Regions from separate parts of the Homo sapiens genome. Here region 1 is linked to region 2. The links are chromatin loops, found by intact Hi-C in ENCODE. Cell type or tissue: A673. All regions are shown on one strand. Each heading gives the region's core, and the rest is flanking DNA. Links, peaks and the distances in the headings are about the cores only. Region 1 has its middle 16 kb from the start of PAGE2B. Region 2 overlaps IQSEC2 (IQ motif and Sec7 domain ArfGEF 2).

What was found. A loop is a pair of places that touch in the nucleus more often than their neighbours do. Peaks named below come from ENCODE experiments on the same cell type or tissue, not always from the same donor. Only the 100,000 strongest peaks of a DNase experiment are listed, where the experiment ranks them.
Region 1: it touches region 2 in a loop (5-fold over the local background); 13 of 110 quality-filtered maps call a loop at or near these places.

What each region holds. Positions count from the first base shown.
Region 1 is chrX:55,052,894-55,065,588 of GRCh38, reverse strand. It overlaps a transcript of PAGE2B not described here and the pseudogene HDGFL3P1. Among named protein-coding and RNA genes, the nearest start is that of PAGE2B, 16 kb to the left of the region's middle. In A673, for the core only: CTCF peaks have their summits at 7,558 and 7,764; no DNase peak of the experiment used is centred there.
Region 2 is chrX:53,308,787-53,320,147 of GRCh38, reverse strand. All of the region lies in intron 1 of IQSEC2 (IQ motif and Sec7 domain ArfGEF 2), which reads left to right. Among named protein-coding and RNA genes, the nearest start is that of IQSEC2, 6.9 kb to the left of the region's middle. RefSeq lists silencers at 2,403-2,502, 2,513-2,562. In A673, for the core only: CTCF peaks have their summits at 2,281, 2,485 (motif pointing left) and 5,172; DNase peaks (open chromatin) are centred at 2,477 and 3,707; H3K4me3 peaks cover 31 bases; H3K27me3 peaks cover 1,694 bases.

The sequences.
Region 1 (12,695 bases), core at 5,151-10,150, 1.7 Mb before region 2:
ACCAAAAACAAAATGGCAGGAGTAAGATCTTACTTATCAATAATAACATTGAATGTAAATGAACCAAACTTTCTAATCAAAAGGCACAGAGTGGTTGAAAGAATGAAAAAACAAGACCCAATGATCTGGTGCCCACTTTACCTATAAAGACACACGTAAAGTGAAAATAATGGGATGGGAAAAGATATTCTATGCCAATGGAAACCAAAAAAGAGCAGGAGTAGCTATCTTAATATCATACAAAATACATTTCAAGACAAAGACTATGAGAAGAGACAAAGAAGGTCACTATATAATGCTAAAGGAGTCAATTAAGCAATAGGATATAGCAATTATAAATATATATGCACCCAACACAGGAGCACCCAGATATATAAAGCAAATATTGTTAGCGCTAAAGAAAGAGATAGACCACAATACAATAATAGCTGGAAACTTCAACACCCTATTTTCAGCATTGGACAGATCTCCTGGACAGAAAATCAGCAAAGATACATCAGCTTTAATCTGCACTATGGACCAAGTGGACCTAACAGATATTTACAGAACATTTTATCCAACAGCTTCAGAATACACATTTTTTTTCCTTAGCGCATGGATCATTCTCAAGGATAGACCATATGTTAGGCCACAAAAGAAGTCTTCAAACACGCAAAAAATTGAAATAATATCAAGCATCTTCTCTGACCAAAATGGAATAAAACTAGAAATCAATAGCAACAGGAACTTTGGAAACTATAGAAGTACATGGAAATCAAACAATATGCTTCTGAATGACCAGTGGGTCAATGAAGAAATTAAGAAGAAAATTGATAAATGTCTTGAAACAAATGATAATGTAAACACAGCACACCAAAACCTATGGCATACAGCAAAAGAAGTACCAAGAGGGAAGTTTATAACTGTAAGTGCCTATATCAAAAAACAACAAATACATCGAATAAAAAAAAAACCAACATTGCATCCAAAAGTACTAGAAAAGCAAGAGTAAACCTAACCAAAAATTAGAAGAAAAGAAATAATAAAGATCAGAGTAGAAATAAATGAATTTAAAATGAAGAAAATATACAAAAGATCAATGAAACAGAAAGTTGGTTTTTGAAGAGATAAACAAAATGGACAAACCTTTAGCCAGACTAACAAAAAAAGAGACAAGACCCAAATAAGTAAAATCAGAGACGAAAAGGGAGACATTACAACTGATACTACAGAAATTCAATGGATCATTAGTGAATACTATGAGCAACTATATGCCAATATTTTGGAAAATCTAGAAGAAATGGAAAAATTCCTAGACACATTCATTCTGCCAAGATTGAACCATGAAGAAATCCAAAACCTGAACAAACCAATAACAAGGAAGGAGATCCATAATGAAAAGTCTCCCAGCAAAGGAAACTCAGGATCCAATGGCTACACTGCTGAATTCTACCAAGCTGTTAAAGAAGAACTAACACTAAACCTACTCAAACTATTCCAAAAAATAGAGGAGGAGAGAATACTTCTAAACTCATTCTACAAGGACAATATTACCCTGATACCAAAACCAGACAAAGACACATCACAAAAAGGAAACTATAGGCCAATATCACTGATGAATATTGATATAAAAATCCTCAACAAAATATTAGCAAACCAAATTCAACAACACATTAAAAAAAAGTCATTCATCATGACCAAGTGGGATTTAACCCAGGGATGCAAGGATGGTTCAACATATACAAATCAATTAATGTGATAAATCATATCAACAGAATGAAGGCCGAAAACCATATGATCATTTCAATTGATGCTGAAAAAGCATTTGGTAAAATTCAACATCCCTTCATGATAAAAACCCTCAAAAAACTGGATATAGAAGGAACATATCACAAGATAATAAAACTATATACAACAGGTCCATAGCTAGTATCATATTGAATGGGGAAAAACTGAAATCCTTTCCTCTAAGAACTGGAACAAGGATTCTCATTTTCACCACTGTTATTCAACATAGTACTGGAAGTCCTACCTAGAGCAATCAGACAAGAGAGAAATAAAGGACCTCTAAAAGGGGAAGGAAGGAGTCGAATCATCCTTGTTTGCAGAGATGTGATTTTATGTTTGGAAAAACCTAAAGGCTCCACGAGAAAACTAATAAACTGATAAACAAATTCAGGAAAATTTCAGGATACAAAATCAACATACAAAAATCAGTAGCATTTCTATATGCTAACAGCGAACAATCAGAAAAAGAAATTTTAAAAAGTAATCCCATTTACAATATACACAAAATACAATACTAGGAATTTGCTTAACCAAAGAAGTAAAAGATCTCTACAATAAAAACTATAAAACATTGATGCAAGAAATTAAATGTTAATGGATTGGGAAAATCAATATTTTTAAATGTCCATACTACCCAAAACAATCTACAGATTTGATGCAATCCCTATCAAAATACCAATGATATTCTTCATATAAATAGAAAAAAACTCTAAAATTTATATGGAACCACAAAAGACACAGAATAGCCAAAGCTATACTGAGCAAAAAGAACAAACATGGAAGAATCATATTACCTGACTTTAAATTACACTACAGAGCTATAGTAACCAAAACAACACAGTACTGGCATAAAAACAGACACACAGACCAATGGAACAGTATAGAAAACCCAGAGATAAATTCACACATCTACAGCAAACTCACTTTTGACTAAGTTCTCAAGAACATACACTAGTGAAAGGACAGTCTCTTTAATACATAGTGCTGTGAAAACTGGATATCCACATGCAAAAGAATGAAACTACACCCCTATCTCTCACCATATACAAAAATCAAATCAAAATGTATTAAAGACTTAAATTATAAGACCTCAGACTATGAAACCACCAAAGGAAAACATTGGGGAACCTCTCTAGGACACTGGACTGCACAAAGATTTCGTGAGCAATATCCCACAAGCACAGGCAACCAAAGCAAAAATGGACAAATTGAATTACATCAAGTTTAAAAGCTTCTGCACAGCAAAGGAAACAATCAACAAAGTGAAGCGGCAACCCACATAATGGGACAAACATTTGCAACTTACCCATCTGACAAGGAATTAATAATCAGAATACATAAGGAGCTCAAAGAACTCTATAGGAAATAAATCTAATCGTCTCATTTAAAAATGGGCAAAAGACCTGAATGGACATTTCTCAAAAGAAGACATACAAATAGCAAACAGGTATATGAAAAGATGCTCAATATAATTGATCATCAGAGAAATGCATATTAAAGCTACAATGAGATATCTTCTCAACCCAGTTAAAATGGCTTTTACCTGAAAGTCAGGCAATGATAAATGCTAGTGAGGATGTGGAGAAAAGGGAACTCCCCTGCACTGTTGGTGGCTATGTAAATTAGTACAACCATTATGGAGAACAGTTTGGAGGTTCCTCAAGAAAACTAAAAATAGAGCTACCATACGATCCAACAATCCTATTCCCAGGTATATACCCAAAAGAAAGAAAATCAGGATAACGAAGAGATATGTGCATTCCCATGTTTACAGCAGCACTATTCTCAATATCCAAGATTTGGAAGCAACCTAAGTGTCCATCAACATATGAATGGATAAGGAAAACGTGGTACTTATACACAATGGAGTACTATTCAGCCATAAAACGAATGAGATCCAGTCATTTGCAGCAACATGGATGGAACTGGAGGTCATTATGTTAAGTGAAATAAGCCAGTTACAGAAAGACAAACTTCACATGGTCTCACTTATTTGTGACAGCTAAAAATTAAAATAATTGAACTCATGGAGATAGAGTAGAAGGGTGGTAACCAGAGGCTAAGAAGTGTAGTGGTGAAGTGGCAGGGAACTGGGGATGGTTAATGGGCGCAAAAATATAGTTAGAAAGAATGAATAAGACCTAATATTTGCTAGCACAACAGGGTGACTACAGTCAATAATAATTTAATCATACATTTTAAAATAACTAAAAGAGTATAATTAGATTGTTTGTAACACAAAGGATAAATGCTTGAAGTGATGGATACCCCATTTACCCTGATGTGATTATTACACTTTGCATGCCTGTAACGAAATATCTCATGTAACCCACAAATACATATACCTACTATATACTCACAAAATTAAAAATAAAAAATATTTAAAAAGAACAATGGACACTAGGGTCTGTTTGAGAGTAGAGAGCAGGAGGAGGGTGAGGATTGAAAAACTACCTATCAGGTACTATGCTGATTACCTGGGTGACAAAATTATCTGTACGCCAACCCCTACGACGCATAACTTACCCATGTAACAAACCTACAAATGTACCCCTTGAACCTGAAATAGAAGTTGCAAAGAATAAGAAAAGAGAAACAGGTGTTACAAATCACTATTTTAAAAGAAATCATATGAAAATAAAGTAGCTCATTCCTTTATTCTTCTTTCTCTTATACATTATATTGTGATTTTATAGAATATTTGGAGCCCACTGGACTTTCACTAGCAGCTACCCTCTGTACACCCTTACCATCCCACAGTTCCTCTCTTTCAAATAAGAAGACCATGTGATTTACTAAATAATTTTAAAGTAATAATATAATATTTTGAGATGTTAATTTACATTTCTTTTTCTGTCTGAGTTTCCTTGTGTTCATTGCCTCCCTACTCCCAACAGTTGAACAGTAGTGATATATTTCTACATGTCTTAGCCTAGTCAGGAATAAATAGACACACTTTTCAATTTGGTTATTGAAAACTTACTGAAAATATAATTTACTAAAACAAAAAAAATACACACAAAAAAAACCAGAGATCAACTCAAAATGGATTAATGACTTAAATATAAGACCTAAAACTGTAAAAGTACTGAAAGAAAACATAGAGGAAAGCTTATTAGCATCTGTCCTGGCAAAGATTTTTGGGATATTACCCCAAAAGCATAGGCAACAAAAGCAAAAATAGACAAATGGATTGCATCAAAGTAAAAAGCTTTTGCATGGAAAAAGAAACAATCGAGTGAAGATGCAACCTGCACAATGAGAGAAAATATTTGCAAACTACATATCTGATAACGGGTTAATATCCAAAATATATAAGGAAATCAGACAACTCAATAGCAAGAAAATAAATAACCTGATTTAAAAATGGGCAAAGGACCTGAATAGATATTTTTCCAAAGGAGACATCCAAATTGCTGACAGTTACATAAAAATGTGCTCAATATCACTAATCATCAGAGAAACACAAATTAAAGCCACAATGATATATCACCTCACACCCATTAGAATATCTACCATCATTAAAAAACAAAAGATAACAAGTGTTGGGGGGATATTGAGCACTATTAGTGGGAATGTAAACCAGTTCAGCTATTATGAAAAACGGTAAGGAGATTCCTCAAAAAATTAAAAATAGAGTTATTGTATGATTCAGCCATTTCACTTTTAGCTATATACCCAAAGGAAGTAAAGTCACTATGTCAAAGACATACCTGCACTTCCATGTTCATTGCAGTATTATTCACAATAGCCAAGATATGGAATCAGCCTAAGTGTCCATCAATGAATCAATAGATAGGGAAAATGTGGAGTATACACACACAGAGACGGGCACACACAATGGAATACTATTCAGCTTTAAGAAGGAAGAAAATCCTTTCATTTGCAACAATCCACATAAACCTGGAGGACATTATGCTAAGCGAAGTAAACCAGACACAGAAAGGCAAATGCTGCATGATCTCATTTATATGTGGACTCTAAAAAAATCTAATTGATAGAAACTGAGAGTAGAATGGTGGTTACCAGGGGTTGGCAGGAGGTTGTAGGAAATGGGGAAATGTTGGTCAAAGGGTTCAAAGTTTCAGTTAGGAAGGAGAAATAAGTTATAGAGCTCTATTGTACAGTATGGTGACTGATTATAGCAAATTATAATGTATCATATACTTGAAATTGCTAAAGAAGTAGATTTTAAATGTTCTTACTGCAATAGATATTATATGAGGCAATGGATACATTAGTTAGCTTGATTTAATCATTCCACATTGTACACATATGTCAAAACATCAAGTTACACCTCATATATATATAATTTGTATTTTTCAATTAAAAATTAATTAGCTAATTAATTAATTGAAGTGCTACTTGAGAAGCTCTAACTTCTATTACTCCAGAATATGACTGTAATTGGATATCAAGCCTATAAAGATGTGATTAAGTAAAAACGAAACCTTTAGGTGGCCCTAATCCAATCTAACTGATGCTTTTATAAGAAGAGGAAATTTGTATGCACAGAGAAACAGCAGGGGTGCATAGGTACAGAAGAAAGACTATGTAAGGACACAGTGAGAAGGTGACTATCTGAAAGCCAAAGAGAGAGAGACCTCAGAAGAAACTAAGCCTATATATACCTCGATCTTGGACTTCCAGCCTCCAGAACTGTGAGAAAATGAATGTCTGTTGTTTAAGTCACCCATTCTGTGGTATTTTGTTATTGCAGCACTAGCAAACTAATATACCATGCTAATGTCCCACGCTAATTTCATCAGATTTAGCTTCTCAATCCTGAAGGCATTCAATATTTCTCCTTTTTTTTTGTGAAGAGAGGACTGAATGGAGAAATGAGTGCTCAATTAGTGGGTGGAGGGCAGTTAATTTATATATATATAATGGTCCTTTTTGAGGAAGAATTGAGATATGTCAGGGTCTCCCTGGTGTTTCAGGAAATGTTTGTGCATAGCATCAATAAAATTTTCGAAGACTAACACTCCAGACTGTTCTCCGGTTTTACTACATAAGGGAGGCAGAAAAACACAGTCTTCAGAAACAGGAAGACCTGGGTTTGGGCTCTTCTCATCTCCAAGTACCTCAACTGTAAATTCAAGATAGTAATAGTATCTACATCAAAGTGTTTGTAGGAAGGGTTAAACGAAGTATTGCATGGAAAGCAAGCCTAGCCTGTGAGAATTAATTTCCTTATCAGAAGTTTCTCTAAACTACAAAGGGCTATGGCAACTAAAAGTGACAGAAAGATCTCAGTACCAATAACATTTCTGTTCACCCTGCTATCCACAAGGAATTAGCCTCATACAATTTAAAAAATGGCAGGTGAAAGGTTCAATGACTGCACCAAAACCCAACTTATTGCTTGTATGTAATACTCAGATAAAATAATGCAAATTATATCACACCTAGTAGTGCTCAATAAATATTGGTGCTTGTCAATTCTTATCACTCTACCTTTATGCCCCATCTACAAACACACACACACACACACCACTACTCAAATACAAGTTTTTTGTTTTTTAGGGAAAGTTTTCCAGTTGTAGAAGAGAGTACAGACAGATATGAACACCCCCCGACACTTTTTACTCCCTAATTAAACTTTAAATGCAGGTTCACATTAACTTCTAAGGTCTCAGTGGAGATCAATTATTACAACCGAGTTGACATCAGCATAAATATTCTGAAATCATATGGGAGTATACAAGCAGAGGATGATTTTTATTAAAATGCAACAATAGAGACTGCATCAGAAAGCAGTTGCCACAGAGCAGAATGTATTTTCCCATCAGAAAAATATTATGGCCAGTGGTAGGCTATCTGCTTCATTTCTCTATAATCAAAAAGATTAACAGAAATATTCAACTGCATATCTTAAAAAATACAGATACAAGTCTAAAACCCGTCATACAGCAGTGAAATGGAATAACTGGCTACAACTGTCAAGAGAGTGCAATCCACATGTGTTACACTAGGGGCAGCAGCGTATAAGGAATGGTGATGTATTCTAATTGCATTTTCGTAGAACTCTTTGATACTGGACCCAAAACAAATACATATTAATTAGACATTGAAAGACCAGTACTTTGGTTAGATTTGCTGGGATTTTTAGGTGGAATTCTAGGGAAAGATTTTGATGGTTGAGGTTTATCTCTCTGTTGCTTTTAAAGCTAGGTGAATTGATGCTTCCTTTTTCCCTTAGTTTCTTTCCCTGTAACTGACAGAGCCACGTACAGAGGCAATATCATTAGGACTCCATCATACTCAGACATAAGGCATGTTGGGAGACTGACAGCATGGGGCCAGCAGTGAGAATGGAAGGCGGCAGGGGCAGGATTCAAGGCCATTCCATAGACTGATTCTCAACTAAACATTTAGGAAAAGCTATTCATCTTTGTGGATTTATATATCTATGTACAATAATTATAAGGATGAATAAATCTTTGCTTATTTGGTTAATACCCATCCTCCATACAGTCTTGCATTTTGAGTAGCAATTTTGCTTTTATCTCACAAGCTCGTGAATCAAGCATACTCAGCTTCAGTTTCCCTGGTAACCGACCTCTGCTTCCTGTCTAGACTTCTGGTCATGAGAGGAGAGAAAAGGAAAAACACAAAACGGGGGAGGAAGGGCCAGAAAATGTTATACCTTATCCCCTCTCCCCTTTCCCACCACAGTCTATTTCTCTACCACTACAGCCATCCCCCACCAGAAATGAACAAAGTCTGTTGGTGAAGTTGAGTAAAATTAATCCCACCTGTGTATGCTCCTACCCCCTTGTCTTCCTTCCTCTCTGCATCAATTTGGTACTAACTAGTCAATTCAGCCATATGCGAGTAAATATAAGGTTATCTTGACAAGAGATCCAGAGACTGAGAATCTTCGGCAGAACAGGTATCTTTCTTTGTACCTCATCCTGCCTCTCTCTGTTTCTAGAATACAGTGGTTTTATTATTAATCATAGGCAAAAGGCTCCATCTTTTCTTCCTCTCCTGCCTCTACCCTATTGAAATAAATGAGGACAGGGAAGAAATTCACTACTACAAGGAAGAAATCTGGCACTACTTCTAGAATCCATAGTGGCAGGTATTCCAAAACTCAGGCTCTCGGGCACTGCAGCTGCTGCCTCCACATTGCACTCTGAAGGGAGGCTTTCTTGCTGGAACCCTTCCCCATCTTCTTCAGTCCAGTATTGTGTTCTTACTTTAAATCACCCCCAGGCCATCACTCCAATCCCCAACCTCCACCAGGAACCCTCCCACAATTGCCCACTCTGTGACCCTTATCCCATCTTAAGGGGCTTTCTAGAAATCTAACTCTAAGATAAGCCCTATATTTGTCCCTCAGATGGGCTCTCTGCAACTATCTGGCTTGCCTCAAGATTCTCCATTGCTGTAGTCTAATCCTTGGTTGCTACGAAGTTCAAGGAAATACTTGGGTCCTCTTTTCTTTGGCCTAAAAGACTCCTACCTCTTCTACTGACCTGGACTTCAGGGTTTCCATGTTCTCTCCCATTCCTCTCTTATCCTTTCTCTCCCACCACTCTCCCAACCTCAGGACCACAGGGCCTTGGGGGAAATGTAGAAGAAGGATATTGCTACTATTATCTTCTCTGTGGGAAACAGAGTAATTGAAAGGAGGGGACTCGTGGGTAAATTTTGAGGAAAGAGCTTGAAGAGCTAAGGATATGCCCCCCAACTTCTTCTCCACTCCCAAATGATCGAGGTGTCTCTACTCATACTCATCCACACCTGCTCTCTCTTTCAGAGGCCCAGCTGTCCATATTACTACACTGGTACTGAAACCCTGCAGTGCACTCCACATCAGCTAACATCACTCATATCCACAGATTAAAAACAACGAACTTCTCCTAAATTATCTTGAGGTAAAGCTGAAGTTTTTTTTTTTTTTTGGCTTCCATGACTGCATTTCTAGTTTCCAAAGACCTTTTCCCATATAAGAAATACAAAGACAGTTAGAAAGTCAAACAAATAGAAAGGATTTAATGAAGGATTGTGGGAAATAGAAAACAACCCAGGAATAAAGTTTACTGGATGCCAGGCAATTCAGCAACAATAGTCTTCAGAAACTGAGGTAGAAGACACTGCCAGGGCAAGCAATGAGGAAGAAGGTGATAGAGTAGAAGAAGACGGAAAAAGCAAAAGAAAGAATGAAAAAGCAGTCTAAAAGAAAAAATAAAGTCATACACTTCAAAGAAGCCCTCTAAACATTTCCAGAAATCTCCTGGAGATGAAGATGACAAAGAATGCAAAGAAGAGATAAAAGCAGATCTGAAGATGGAAATGCCTGCAATGACACAAGAAACACAGCTTCAAACTTGCAGAAAACCAGTGAAGGGACCTACCTACCATAATCAATGCTGCATATTAAAAGAAATCATAAGAAAATTAAATGTTTGGTTGTCTTATGTTTATATATATATACTTTTTTTTTTTTTTTCTGAGACGGAGTCTTACTCTGTCGCCCAGGCTGGAGTGTAGTGGCATGATCTCGGCTCACTGCAACCTTCACCTCCCCTGTTCAAAAGATTCTCCTGCCTCAGCCTCCGAGTAGCTGGGACTACAGGTATGCAGCACCATGCCTGGCTAATTTTTGTATTTTTAGTAGGTATGAGGTTTTGTCATGTTGACCAGGCTGGTCTCGAACTCCTGACCTCAGGCAATCCACCCACCTTGGCCTCTCAAAGTGCTGGGATTACAGGCGTGAGCCACCGCGCCTGGCCGATGTTCTTAGATTTTATATGAACCAACACATAGTCCTTGCTATTATCGACAGAACCCCAGTTTTTATGTACATTATTCATATTCCTCTCTGTTGTGGTTGAAAAAAATACGTTATCCTTTTTAAAGGTTATTGATTTAATTTCATGTCATTTGGTTGCATGAAGTTGCCCTTAACCATAAAGGATTATCAAGATTTTTGCACAGATTTGTGCATATCGAAGATCCTTTTATCAAGGCAGTTATATCTACCATTCTCTGGCCCCCACCATCACCAAATACTTAGTTAAAAATAAGTTTTTCTTTTAAATGACCACTCAACACAATGCTTAAGAATGGGGTTTTCTGTCTATGACAGAACTTAGGAAGTAATTCTTAAATATATAATGCGGCATACTGAAGATGAAATTATAATTCGATTTCAGTTTTGAGGCCATGTGTAAAGTTTATGTTGTAAAATATCTATTCAGTATTAGAAATAGTTAGCTGAAAGCTTTACTTCCCAAACTCATGTTGTTATGTACAACACAGACTCAGTTTCTATATGTGAAGTGAGTCTTTCTGTGTTATTCCAAAATAAAAGCAATGATTTATTTTTTCCCAATGCCAACACAATTTGAGCTAATCACTCAAAGTGGATACTTTACATTTTAATGCTGGAATTAGCAGCAGTCCTCTGGAAAACCAGACAAAACACTGACATGTAAATAGACTTTTAAAATGAACTGCTGTTTTCTTTGGAAAGTAGAATTAGAATAGTTAACATTGATCCATAAGTCACTATTATGTATGCATTATTGTCGCTACTGTGATAATAGATAATTTTTGTTGTTGTTGTTGGTTTGTCTTGTTTTTTTTTGTTTTTTTTAAGATGGAGTCTCACTCTGTCGCCCAGGCTGGAGTGCAGTGGCATGATTTCGGCTCACTGCAACCTCCGCCTCCCAGGTTCAAGCAACTGCCTCAGCCTCCCAAGTAGCTGGGACTACGGGTGCGTGCCACCACACCCAGCTAATTTTTGTATTTTTAGTAGAGACAGGGTTTCACTGTGTTAGCCAGGATGGTATTGATCTCTTGACCTTGTGATCCACCTGCCTTGGCCTCCCAAAGTGCTGGGATTACAGGCATGAGCCACCGCACCTGGCTGAAAATAGATAAATTTATTTATTTTTATGCCAGCTTATATTGTGAGAACCCATTTAGTCAATTTGGGTTTTATTAATCTCATTCTGCTTATTCTTGGAACATCTTTCAAGTAAGTATATGAGGTTTGTAGTATAAAATTTTACTGTGAAAAAATAAGAAATAGATGTATTGTTTTTGCAGAATCAATGCATTGGAATGTAGAAAAAATATGTCAGGATAGGGGACAGGGTAATAATTTAAAATGGACATGGGAAGAATTCCTGGGATGGTGACCATGTTGTTATTTCCTCTGTATGCTGATTATACAAGTATACTGAAATTGTGAAAATATATATTGAACTGTACATGTATGACTTATGCACCTCTCTGTATATGTGCTACATTTCAATAGAGTTTTTTAAAATTTTATTTTAAGTTCCAGGATACATGTGCAGGATGTGCAAGTTTGTCACATAGGTAAATGGGTGCCATGGTGGTTTGCTGCACCTATTAACCCATCACCTGGGTATTAAGCCCTGCATGCATTAGCTATTTATTCTGATGCTCTCCCTCCCCTCGCCCCCTTGACAGGCCCCAGTGTGTGTTGTTCCCCTCCCTGTGTCCATGTGTTCTCATTGTTCAGTGCCCACTTATGAGTGAGAACATGCGGTGCTTGGTTTTTTGTTCCTGTGTTAGTTTGCTGAGGATGATGGCTTCCAGCTTCACTTGTGTTCCTGCAAAGGACATGATCTCATTCCTTTTTATGGCTGCATAGAATTCCATGGTGTATATGTATGATATTTTCTTTATCCAGTCTATCACTGATGGGCATTTGGGTTGATTCCATGTCTTTGCTATTTAACAGAGATTTTAAAGAACATAAACATATGTAAAATGCAAACAACAACCTCAAAAATATTTGCCACATTGTAGAAGTACAAAAGATAAAAATTAGGAAGTTTTAAAATAACTACTAATAATCAATAAGCAAAAAACATCTCAGAAGAAAACTGTGGTGGAGCCAAGATGGCCGAATAGGAACAGCTCCAGTCTACAGCTCC
Region 2 (11,361 bases), core at 346-5,345:
TTCTTCAACCCCTAGCTGCATCCTTGCCAGAAGATAGGTTTTCATTTATTTATTTATTTTGGGTATGCTGGTTGGAATTTTTATGGTCGGCGAGGGTGTCTACTCAGAGCCCCAGGGGAGAGAAAGCCCCCCACCCCCGCCTTTTTTTTTTTTTCCTTTTTCTTTTTGCCTGATCTTTTCTCCTCTGGCCGCCTCAGCTCCATCCCTTACCAAAGAGGCAGGTGGGGACCAGAATGGCTGCTGGAGGCTGAGACATCCCTCTGAAGGGAACTGCAGCACATTCTGGCCGGGGGGAGCAAAGATGGGGGAGCAAAGATGGAGGCCAAGCCCTTGGCTAGTTCCTCAAAGTCCACCCCCTCTCCACCCTTCAAGAAAAACAACACCCATTTAAAGAGCCCTACCGGGAAGGGAAGTCTAGATTGCCCCTCTGCTGGATCGGTTCCAGTTCCTGCACTGGGGTCTGTGTGTCTATTTGGGACACCTTGGCACTATCTCTTGGGTTGGTGGGACATGGGCTGGGTCCACTTTTTCTGTGTAGATACCATGGTGAGCTGATTGGGTTACATGTATCAGGCTGAGAGAGTCAAGGGCGTGCAGACTCCCAAGGCTGCCCTAAAGGCTCCCTTATTTCTTTTCTGCCGTATTCGAAGGAACACTGAGCTGGGAGTTGGGAGACCTGAGTTCCCCTTCCAGCTCTGCTGCAGATTGGCTTTGTGACCTTGACTGAGTCTCTTTCTCTCTTAGGCCATCAGTTCCCCCGTATCTTTTTAAATGGCAAGGTCTGCCTTGGATGATCTTGAAGTACCCCTCCAGCTCAGATTTGATGGTTCTATGTTTAATCCAGCCACACTACAGAGCAAGTCTGAAGTCCTGTAGCGAATGGACAGGCTTCCCCCTCCTCTCACTGCTCAGCTGGTCCTACCATGTGCCACAACCAGTGGAGTGTCTCTTGGAGGCTGGGCTGGGGGTGGGGAAACCTTCTGCCTCAGGAAATCTGCCGGGAGACAGCTCTCTGCAACTCCCCCGTGGTGAGGCAGCAGGCTGGGGTGCTGGGTTGAGATGGCTGGGCCCCAGGAGCAGCAGCTGTAGCTTGAGGGCTCGGCTGGGCTCCACTGCAGCACACCCTAAGCTGAATTTTAGTGTGGACTGCCCCTGAGGAGTCTGGGGGCAAAGGAAATGGGCTTTCCTGCCCAGGCAGGGCTGCTGCGAGCTCAGTCCGGGAGGACCGACTGTGTGCCTTGGGGCGCCACACTGGAAGAGGGACAGAGGTAGACCAAGGTCCATTCAGGGAGGGTCATGGTGGGCCGGGGGCAGAGGAAGACTGCATGGGGTATGGTCGAGCCTGGCTGCAGAAGACTTTTCTAGAGGGGTCAGGCCTGTGACAGAGGGAGCGGACTCATTATGTGTGGCTTCAGTGAGCAGAACCCGAAACAGTGGGAACATTTGAGATAGATTAGGAAGAACTTTCCAACCTGGCATTCTGGTGGTGCAGTGGACTGCCTCGAGAGGTGGAGGTGGGAGCTGGATGGACCTGGAGCTCTCAGCGGAGCTCGGGTGGGAGTCTGGGAGAACTGGAGGAAGCATGATTCCTGAATCAGGTAGAAAGCCCAGTGAAATGACCTGGGTCGTCCCCAGTTATGGGATTCCATGACTCTGGCTCTCCACCCTGCAGACATTGGTCTGAATCTCTTGGCTGACTGGTTGCCTGTTTGCTCCTGAGCTCCATGTTTCTGCTATCCGTGCAGGCCTACCTCTTGGTCCTTCCCTCTTTTTGTGAACCCCCCCAGGTTGCTTGTTGCGTTTCCTTGCTTTGCATTTCCTACTGGATTAATAAAGGGGTTTAGGTAGTACTTTAAGTTTCTCTCCTGACCATATATTAACTATTTGCACACCCATTATTACCTCTTTTTGACTTCACAACAAGCCTTCTGCAGTGAGTGTTGGCAACTGCATTTTAGAGATGGGGAAACTGAGGCTCCAAGATGAAGGGACCTCACTCAAGGTTACCCTACTAGTTGCTAATGGAGCTGGGACTAGAACCCAAGTCTTCCTGTCTCCAAGGCCTGGTATTTTTTTCTCTAGAGCTCTCCAACCCACAGGAGTCTCTTAGCCTCAGGACCTGGCCTGGCACTGAGCTAGGAGAGGCCAGGAGAGCCTTAGGTCTCTAGAGGATTTGAGCAGGAGGAGATGAGTCTGGGATGAGTGGGGAGTTGACAGCGGCAGGGAAGAAGGCTCTGTCTCCCTCCTTTCCACTCTCCCTCCTGGCCTGGCATCAGGAGGGCCTGTTGATGCAGTAGCCATTGCTGTCACTGCTGCTGCTGCAAGCGACTCCCCTGCTAGGTCTGTTCTGGGTTTGTAAGGAGTGGGTGAGAAGCCGCTGGAAGCGAGGGCAGGCAGGGTGGGAGTTTAGCAGCAGAGGCTGCAGCATTGGGGGAGGCTAGGTAGAGCGGGTACAGGCTGGGCTCTCTTGGTCCCCAGGCTCCCCCTGGTGGAGGAAGAGGGGAGAGTGGTGCCTGGGCCGAGCTGCAGCTTGTTGGGGGGGCCCCGCTGTGCCTAGGGACTTTCTTTAGTCCTCCCAATGATCCCGTGCTTCTGTCACCACGATCCACATTTTACAGCAGAAGAAACTGGGGGATCAGAGAAGTGAAGCCCACCAGAGCTTACATTACTCATAAGACAGACTCCCAATCCTGTGAACTTTCCCTCTACTGCATTGGACATCAGCTGTCATGTCCACCCCCATCCATGTCATCCACCCAGGATTCCCATATCCTCCTGCACCGTCCCCTCTGGACAGGTTCCAGGATGCCAGTATCCCTTCTGCTGTGCTCAGGGTGTGGCCTTTCTAGTGCAGATAGAGTGAGATGCGTCCCTGTCTCCTTTTGGTCCTGGGTCCTCTGTACGCGAAGGTTTTGTTTGCTTGCTTTTTAGTCGTTGGTCCTGACTAATGCTCAGGTCTTTTTACCTGGAATTGTCCACATACCCCCCCAAGCCTGGTTGATTAGAGAATAGCTCTGCTTTTGTTGTTGATCTTGGCTTGGCCCCCTTGCAGTCCTGCCACCTAGAGTGATATATAGGAGTGCTAGGGGCCCCTGCTGAGTTGCTCCACGCTGAAGAGCTGCGTTTCCCACGCTCTTTGCATGGGCCCAGCTCCGGCTCTGCTGTAGGCGGTGGTGGGCTGAAGCTGGTATGGTGGCAACTCTCCTTCCTTTACCCCCACCCCCATCCACCCTGCAAGCTGGCTTACACTTGGAGATAGCAACTAGAGGGGCTGGCCTGGTGGTGTTTTTTTTCTTTTTCTTTTTTTTTTTTTTTTGGTTTTGGTTTGTTTTTGGGACAGGGGTCTTGCTCTGCTGCTCAGGCTGGAGTGCAGTGTTGCGAACATAGCTTACTCAAGTGAGTTCAGGAGTTTGAGGCTGCAGTGAGCAATAATTGCAAAAAAGGAACACCAGGCTGGCCCTTCTAGTTGCTATCCGCCCAATTCTTTTAAGCAGAGACGGGGTCTCTCTGTGTTGCCCAGACTGGTCTCAAACTCCTGGGCTCAAGCGGTCCTCCCTCCTTGGCGTCCCAAAGTGCTGAGCCACCACGCCCGGCCCAACGTGGTATTCTTGACAGCTAGGGCAGTGTATGGTCTACCACATGCTGTCGTCTGCTTGCAGTGGGATGTCAGCATGCTCCCCGCAGGGGCTAAGGCCACTGAGAGACAGCACGTGAGACAGTGAGCCCAGGGAGAGGCTCAGGGAAGTCTCTCCTTTGGGGTCTTGGGTACTTTTCCCAGGGGGTGTCTCTCCTTCCCAGGAGGGAAAACCATTTATCTTCCCTCCCACTGTGTTGTGAGCATTATCTTCGTGTGGGAGGAAATGGTAATGTTGAATTTAATGAGAATGAGAGTCTTGCTTCTCTATCTAGATCTGGGGCAAGAATGGGGTTGTTATCATCTACAAACATTTCTTGGCTGTGTGCACAGCGCAGGAGGGGCCACGAGGCTGAGCAAACACTGCACTCTTAGCGCTTGCAGAACCCCTGCTCCCCTCCATCCAGGGAGACAGGGTTGCAGGCCTAGCCATGCCATAGAGGCAACACTCAGGACAAAATGAGTGGCAAGAATGGTGAGGAGTGGAAGTTCTCAGAGGAAGGAGGGATCAGGCCAGGCCAGGCTGCTGTTTGAGTACCTGGGCGGTGGGTGAGGGATGAGGGGTATGGAAGGAATGTGAGTGGTCCCTTCATGGAGGTGGCAGCTGGGAGGAAGACGTCAGACCAGACTTGCTGCCTGCCCTTTCCTCATCTGTCCCACCCCTGCCTACCAAGGTCTCTGAATTTGCTGGGCGCAGAGTAAAGGCCTGGAGCATGGGGAAGAGGCCACACGTGTACCGAGTGAGTCTCAGCCTTCTGCCAGGCCCCACGCTATGTGACTTTATGTAATAATAGCTAACATTTTTTCACTGCTCTTACTGTGTGCTAAGCACTATTTGTTCTAAGCGCTTTCCATGTATTAATTCATTCAATCTCCACATGAATCCTCTCGTGTAGATATTGTTATTAACTCCATTTTACAGATGAGGAAACTGAGGCCCAGAAAGGTTGGATAGCATACCCAGGATCACTCAATGAATAAGTGGCAGAACTGTGAAGGAGCTGGAGGAGCCCAGGGAGTTGGGCTTCAGGGTCCGCAGTGTTCTAACCCACCCTGGAGCACTACTTCTTACCTCATTTGCACAGAGCCCCTGTCAGATGGGTGTGTTCGTTTGTTTGTTTGTTTTATGAGTTTCACTCTTGTTGCCCAGACTGAAGTGCAATGGCACACTCTTGACTCACTGCAACCTCCACCTCCTGGGCTCAAGCAATTCTCATGCCTCAGCTTCCCGAGTAGCTGGGATTACAAACACGTGCCACCACCCCCGACTAATTTTTGTATTTTTAGTAGAGACGGGGTTTCACCATGTTGGTCAGGCTGGTCTCGAACTCCTGACCTCAGGTGATCCGCCCACCTCTGCCTCCCAAAGTGCTGGGATTACAGGCATGAGCCACTGCGCCCAGCCTATTATCTTCATTTTTTCAGACAAGGAAACAAGGATCAGAGAGGTACAGTGACCTGCCCGAGGTTATTCAGGCAGATGGAGCCCAGAACTGTCTGGCTTCCAAACCTATGGTACACCGCTGCCTCCCGCAGGTGGGCTTTAAAGACATCAGAGCTACTCCAGGTATGTGGCTCTAGCTTCCTCCAACAGAGCTCCCAGGACCCCTGCTCTAGGCAGGCTCCCTCTCACCATCACCCCCTGAATTTTGGCCATGGTCTCCTAGTAGATTGCCCCTCCTGCTCTCTCTCCATCAAGCCTCTGATGAGGTGCAGCCAGACCATGTTCTGCAGTCCAGCTCCAGTAGTTTCACTCTCTCTTTGGCCTGAGAACTCCTCCGCCTGCCCTGCATGGTCTTCTTAGGATCTGTCCCCAGTTTGCCTTTTTCCTCTCGTCTTTGTACAGACTATGCTCCAGCCAGGCTGACCCGTGTGCCCCCCTGGTTAGCCCACTCAGGCCTTCTGCTAGCCTCTAGGTCTTTGCTCATGTTGTTCCCTTCTCTTGGGCTGCTGTACCCAGTTCCCAGGCTGGACTCAGCTGTTACCTCTCCTATGTCTGTTTGCTGGTGTCTCTGATGTTTGGTCTATCCTTGACCCTCTCAATGAGCACATTGCCCCTTTTTATTCCTTCATGGTTGTTTACATCTCATGTCCCCTCTGTTAGACTGAGACCCCCTTCAGATTTACATTTAACTGACATATACTGAGTGCATTTTGTGTGTCAGGTTCTGTGTTAGGTGCTGTGGGCATGAGTGAAGGAGCTAAAAGCTTGGAAACACATAGCACAGCACATAGTAGCTGCTTAATAAATACTGAGTAGATAAATGAATGTCTGATTGAGTCCTGCTGAACTAATAGCCAAAGGTACCTAATTTTTTCTTCCTTCCAGGACTCCTGTAGTAAGAAATGACAACTTCAGAATTCTCTTGGGGTAGGCACAGTAGCTCCCAGCACTTTGGGAGGTCAAGGCGGGAGGATCACTTGTGCCAGGGAGGTTGAGGTTACAGTGAACTATGATTGTGCCACTGCACTCCAGCCTGGGCAACAAATTGAGATCCCATCCCTAAGGAAAAATAAATTCTTTTGGCTTTTCTGTGGCTTTTTTCTCATGCTCCCTGGAGCCATTTTGGCCTTTGCTGTCTCTTCTCACGCTCACCAGCCTTCCGATTCATAGAATGTCAAGGTAGCAGACTTGGACGAGACTTTGGAGACATTTAGACCAATCTGCTGATCATTATCTCTCCCTGCCATGTCAGGCTGTGGTCCTGACCCTCGATGCCAAGTCTTCTGTTCTGAAAGGAGCAAAGAGGCCTGCACAGGACCTGTGTGCAGTTCACTCAGCCCAGTGGGAAGTTGCTTATTTATCCATCAAACCTTTCTTGAGCTCAGACCCTGAGCTGGACATGGTATCTCAGGGTTGACATAAGACTTGGCCCCTCTGCCTCACTCACTGCAGTGTTCCCTGGCAGGATCATAAACATTGGTCATGGGGAAGAATGCTTAGTAAGTGACTTACTTCCTCTTTTGGGGAAGCTCGTTTAGGGCAACATAATTTGCCAGTTACTATAACTTCCTCATGGTATTTGGTTTCTCTCCAAGCCTGCCTGTTGGAAGCATTTACACGGGGAAGCCCATTCCCCAGTGCTTAGTAGCTGAAGCTCTCTGGGACCTTAGCATTCAGAGAAAGTGTGGTGCCATGGAAGGACTTTGTGTAACTCTAGGCAAATCACTTCACTTTCAGAGCCTCAGTTTTCTCAAGTAGTAAATAGGAATAAAACTGTATTTTCTGATGCATGAGATTCATGTTGCCAGCCCCCTACCTCCCTCAAAAAAATTGTATCAGAAAATTTCCTGGCTGCCTGGCATACCGTACATCAAGGTCCTGATCAGGCTGGAAAGCTGAGAATGGAAAATAATACATGAGACTGCCCTGCCCCCTAGAGGCGGAATGTGGCAAACACACAACAATGCAAAGACCGATGCATCGCATCCCTTTCAAAACAAAGATGACAAGCCAGAGCTACACGGCTGATCAGGATTATTCCTCCAACATTTTAGATGTAAATGTATCACTATCATCACCTAATAGGTACCATTTCACTAATGTTTCACTAGTGCATTTCGTTGGAGCGATGTGATTTTTATACCTTTTTAAAGGAGTGATAGGACTGCATATCCAGGCCCTGTGATTTCCTGCTGGATTCCAGGATACAGCATACTGCATTCACCTGAATAAAACCAATATTTTCCTTCATATAACCACTTTAGAATTATTGTCATTATATCTGTGATGAAAAGTACCTAACTTGGCTCTTCCCCCACATTTTCTTATAAATCTGAGAGGCATCTCTCACAACTGTATATCTGATATGCCAGCCAATTCATAAACAACCCATCTCATTGTGATGGTTGTGAAAATTAAATAAGATGACGTAGGTGAAGCGCTGAGCACACAGTATGTGTTTACTCAGCGATAGCCATTATTATTAATAATAACTCTGTAAAGCTCTGTGCTGTGGGAGGACAGGAGGAGAAACCATGTGGCAGCTCACCACATTTCAGAGAGAGAGGTCAGTCCAGTGAACATTGCATGCCAGGATGTGCCATGCCTTGTGCCATCACAGGCAGAGAATTCTATGATTAGTATATAGTTCCTGGCTTCAAGGTGCTCATAATTGGGTGGAGAAGGTGGTGGTGGAAATAGACGATTGCAGTGTGCTATCCAGTGTGTCATGCCAGAGGGGAGCACAGGGGGCCACAGGTGCTCAAAGGAGAGACATCACCCTGGACTGTCAGGGAAGGCTTACTGGAGGAGGTGATACCTGAGCTGAGGCTTGGAGGATGAGTTTGAGTTAGCTAGGTGAAGAAGGACAGCATGTGGGTTGGTGGGAATTGGGGGCAAAAGGGAGGTTAAGGCAGAGGGGCCAGCATGAGCAAACACACAGAGGTATGGGCCCAGCAGGATATGTGTATGGGGAGGTTTTTTGTTTGTTTGTTTTGTTTTTTTATGAGTTCAGTACAAACTAGAGCACAAACAGAGAGACTCGCAGGGGAGTCTGGAGGGTTGGCCGGCTCACATCTTGAGGACACTTCACTAGCAGCGTCAGGAGCTTTCTGCTGTTTTGTTTTTGTGTTGTTTTTGTTTTTATTTTTTTGAGACGGAGTTTTGCTCTTTCGCCCAGGCTGGAGTGAAGTGGCGTGATCTCAGCTCACTGCAGCCTCTTCCCCGCCCCAGGTTCAAGCAATTCTCCTGCCTCAGCCTCCCGAGTAGCTGGGATTACAGGCGTGTGCCACTATGCCTGGCTAATTTTTGTATTTTTAGTAGAGACAGGGTTTTGCCATATTGGCCAGGCTGGTCTCAAACTCCTGACCTCAGGTGAGCCACCTGCCCTGGCCTCCCAAAGTACTAGGATTACAGGCATGAGCCACCATGCCTGGCCAAGTAGCATTTTAAACTGGGGGAGAGGTGCTTATTGTGGTGTGGGAGAACATGTCAAGAGCCACGTTTTGGAGAGATCCCCCTAGAGGGCAGTTTGGAAGATAGATTGGAGGGTATCCAGGGAGGAGGCTGGTACAGCAGTCTAGATGAGAGATGATCAGGCCTGTGCTTGGGCAGTGGGAGTAGAGATAACCTATGTGGGGAGAAAGATGATGATGGAGGGGAGCGCAGCCTGCTCTGGAAGCTCAGAGGAGTGGCAGCGTTCATGACCAGTAGGGTTTTAATAATACCAGCATAGAAATCAAGAAATCACAAGTTGGAAGGACTCTGACAAATCATCCAACTGAAGCTATTCATTTTACAGATGAAAAGACTGAGGCCCAGAGAGAGAAAGGACTTGTATAAGGCCAGTCAGGGTGTGAGCAGAAAAGAGAACGCTGATTAGAAGAGTCACCCTAGTATGAATGCCAGCATTCAGAGCATCTTTTCTTTTCTTTTCTTTTTTTTTTTTTTGAGATGGAGTCTCTCGTTCTGTCACCCAGGCTGGAGTGCAATGGCGCGATCTCGGCTCACTGCAACCTCCGCCTCCTGGGTTCAAGGGATTCTCCTGCCTCAGCCTCCCGAGTAGCTGGGATTACAGGCATGCACCACCACACCCAGCTAATTTTGTATTTTTAGTAGAGACAGGGTTTCTCCATGTTGGTCAGGCTAGTCTCGAACTCCCGACCTCAGGTGATCCGCCCACCTCGGCCTCCCAAAATGTTGGGATTACAGGTGTGAGCCACTGCGCCCAGTGCATCTTTTCTTAAATGTGCTGTTCTCTTTCTCCCCCTAGCTCAGGCCCAGCCTTCTTTCTGCTGTTTTTTGTCTTACGTGGCTTCATTTACTGTAACTGAGGCAGCTCAGAGGCAGTTTCTGGCCTGACAGCCAGGTCTCTCATCCCTGTTTTTCTGTTTTCATGGAAGAGGGTGGACCTGTGTCTGTCTTTAGTATATCCCCATTACCTTGGGCTGGGCAGCTCTACCCCGGGTGTCTTTGTTTTGAGGCTCGATGATATGATACATAAAGAACGAGCTTTGGAGACAGACAGACCTGGATTTGAATCTATGTTCCACCCCAACCCGCAGGATGGCCTCAGCTAGGTCATTTTACCTTTTCTGAATTTTAGTTTTTCTGTAAAATGGGATAACAATGCCTATTATGCCTATTTCTCAAGTTTTTTGTTTGTTTGTTTGCTTGCTTGCTTGTTTTGAGACAGGGTCTCTTTCTATCAGCCAGGCTGGAGAACAGTGGTGCGATCACAGCTCACTGCAGCCTCGACATCCTGGGTTCAAGTGATCCTCCTACCTCAGCCTCCCAAGTTGCTTGGACCACAGACATGCACTACCATGACCGGCTAATTTTTTTTGTAGAGACAGAGTCTCCCTCTGTTGCCTGGGCTGGTCTTGAACTCTTAGGCTCAAGCAATCCTCCCACTTCGGCCCCCTAAAGTGCAGGGATTATAAGCGTGAGCCACCATGCCTGGCATATTTCTCAAGGTTAGCCAAGGTAATTTCGATGGCATTCCCTGATACTGTAGGTGCTCCGTAAATAGATAATTTCGATGGCATTCCCTGATACTGTAGGTGCTCCGTAAATAGTCATTTTTCTTCTCTTTCATGAAATCTCCCATGGACAATGACTTAACGAATCAAAGCTTTGCTTCCCCTGAAAACTGGTATATTTCTTCCTTCCTAATGTGAGGCTGTCATAGCTCATTGTATCTTCCTTTTTGCCTCAGCCACCAGTTAATTTGAAGCATAGCTCTAGCATCTTTGTTGATTTCTTTTTTGGACTTATTTTCGAGTTCAATTTCTATTCTGTGTTCTTGGAGTAAGCACCCTCAAATCCTTTGTGACTCAAGCAGGTATAAATAACTAATGGGTGTAAATAGTTGAATGAAAGTAAGGCTGAAGAGGCTGGACTGGCGATGGTGGGATTTGAAGAGGACCAGAGGTGGAGCAGGCTGGGGCAGCCAAGACAGTATCTGTGTGGATGGCTGTGAGGAACCAAGGGGTTAGTTAGGAGGGGCCAACCCGTCACCCGCCTCTCTTACCTCCTGTTCTCAAAAGAAGCATAGATATTGGAGAACAGGACCTCATGTCACCCAGAATCATCAGCCTGCCCATTTCATATTTACAGTGTGGAAGCCAGAGTTCTAAAGAAAGAGAAGGGCTTGTTTTGACAAACTAAATCAAAGCAATGCACATGCACAATTTTCAAAAGGCAAAGTAGTACATAAGGACTCATGTAGTAAAAAACTGACGTCTTCCTATCCCCTGCTTCTCAGCCCCAGATGCAACCACTTTTCCCATTTAGTTCTTCTGGCGGTAACTTCATATCTCTAAATAACGTGCTTGAATGGGTATTTCCTATTTATCAACTTTAAACATTATCTTGACTTTTTCCTACCATGACAAAATAATTTAGCTTATTTACAACAGCTGACTCTTTCTCAACACTCCTTCCCACTTTTTTTTTTTTTTTTTTTTGAGACAGGGTCTTGCTCAGTGGTCCAGGCTGGAGTACAATGGTGTGATCACAGCTCACTATGACCTCAAACTCCTGAACTCAGGCAATCTTCCTGCCTCAGTCTCCTGAGTAGTTAGGACCACAGGTGCATGCCACTACACCTGGCAAAGTTTTATTTATTTTTTTTTTTTAGAGACGGGGTCTCGCTATGTTGCCCAGTTAGGTCTCGAGCTCCTAGGCTCAAGTGATCCTCATCCTTCGGTCTTCCAGAGTGCTGGGATTGCAGGGGTGAGCCACTGCGCCCGGCCCCTCCCAGATTTTGAGAGTTTTATTATTG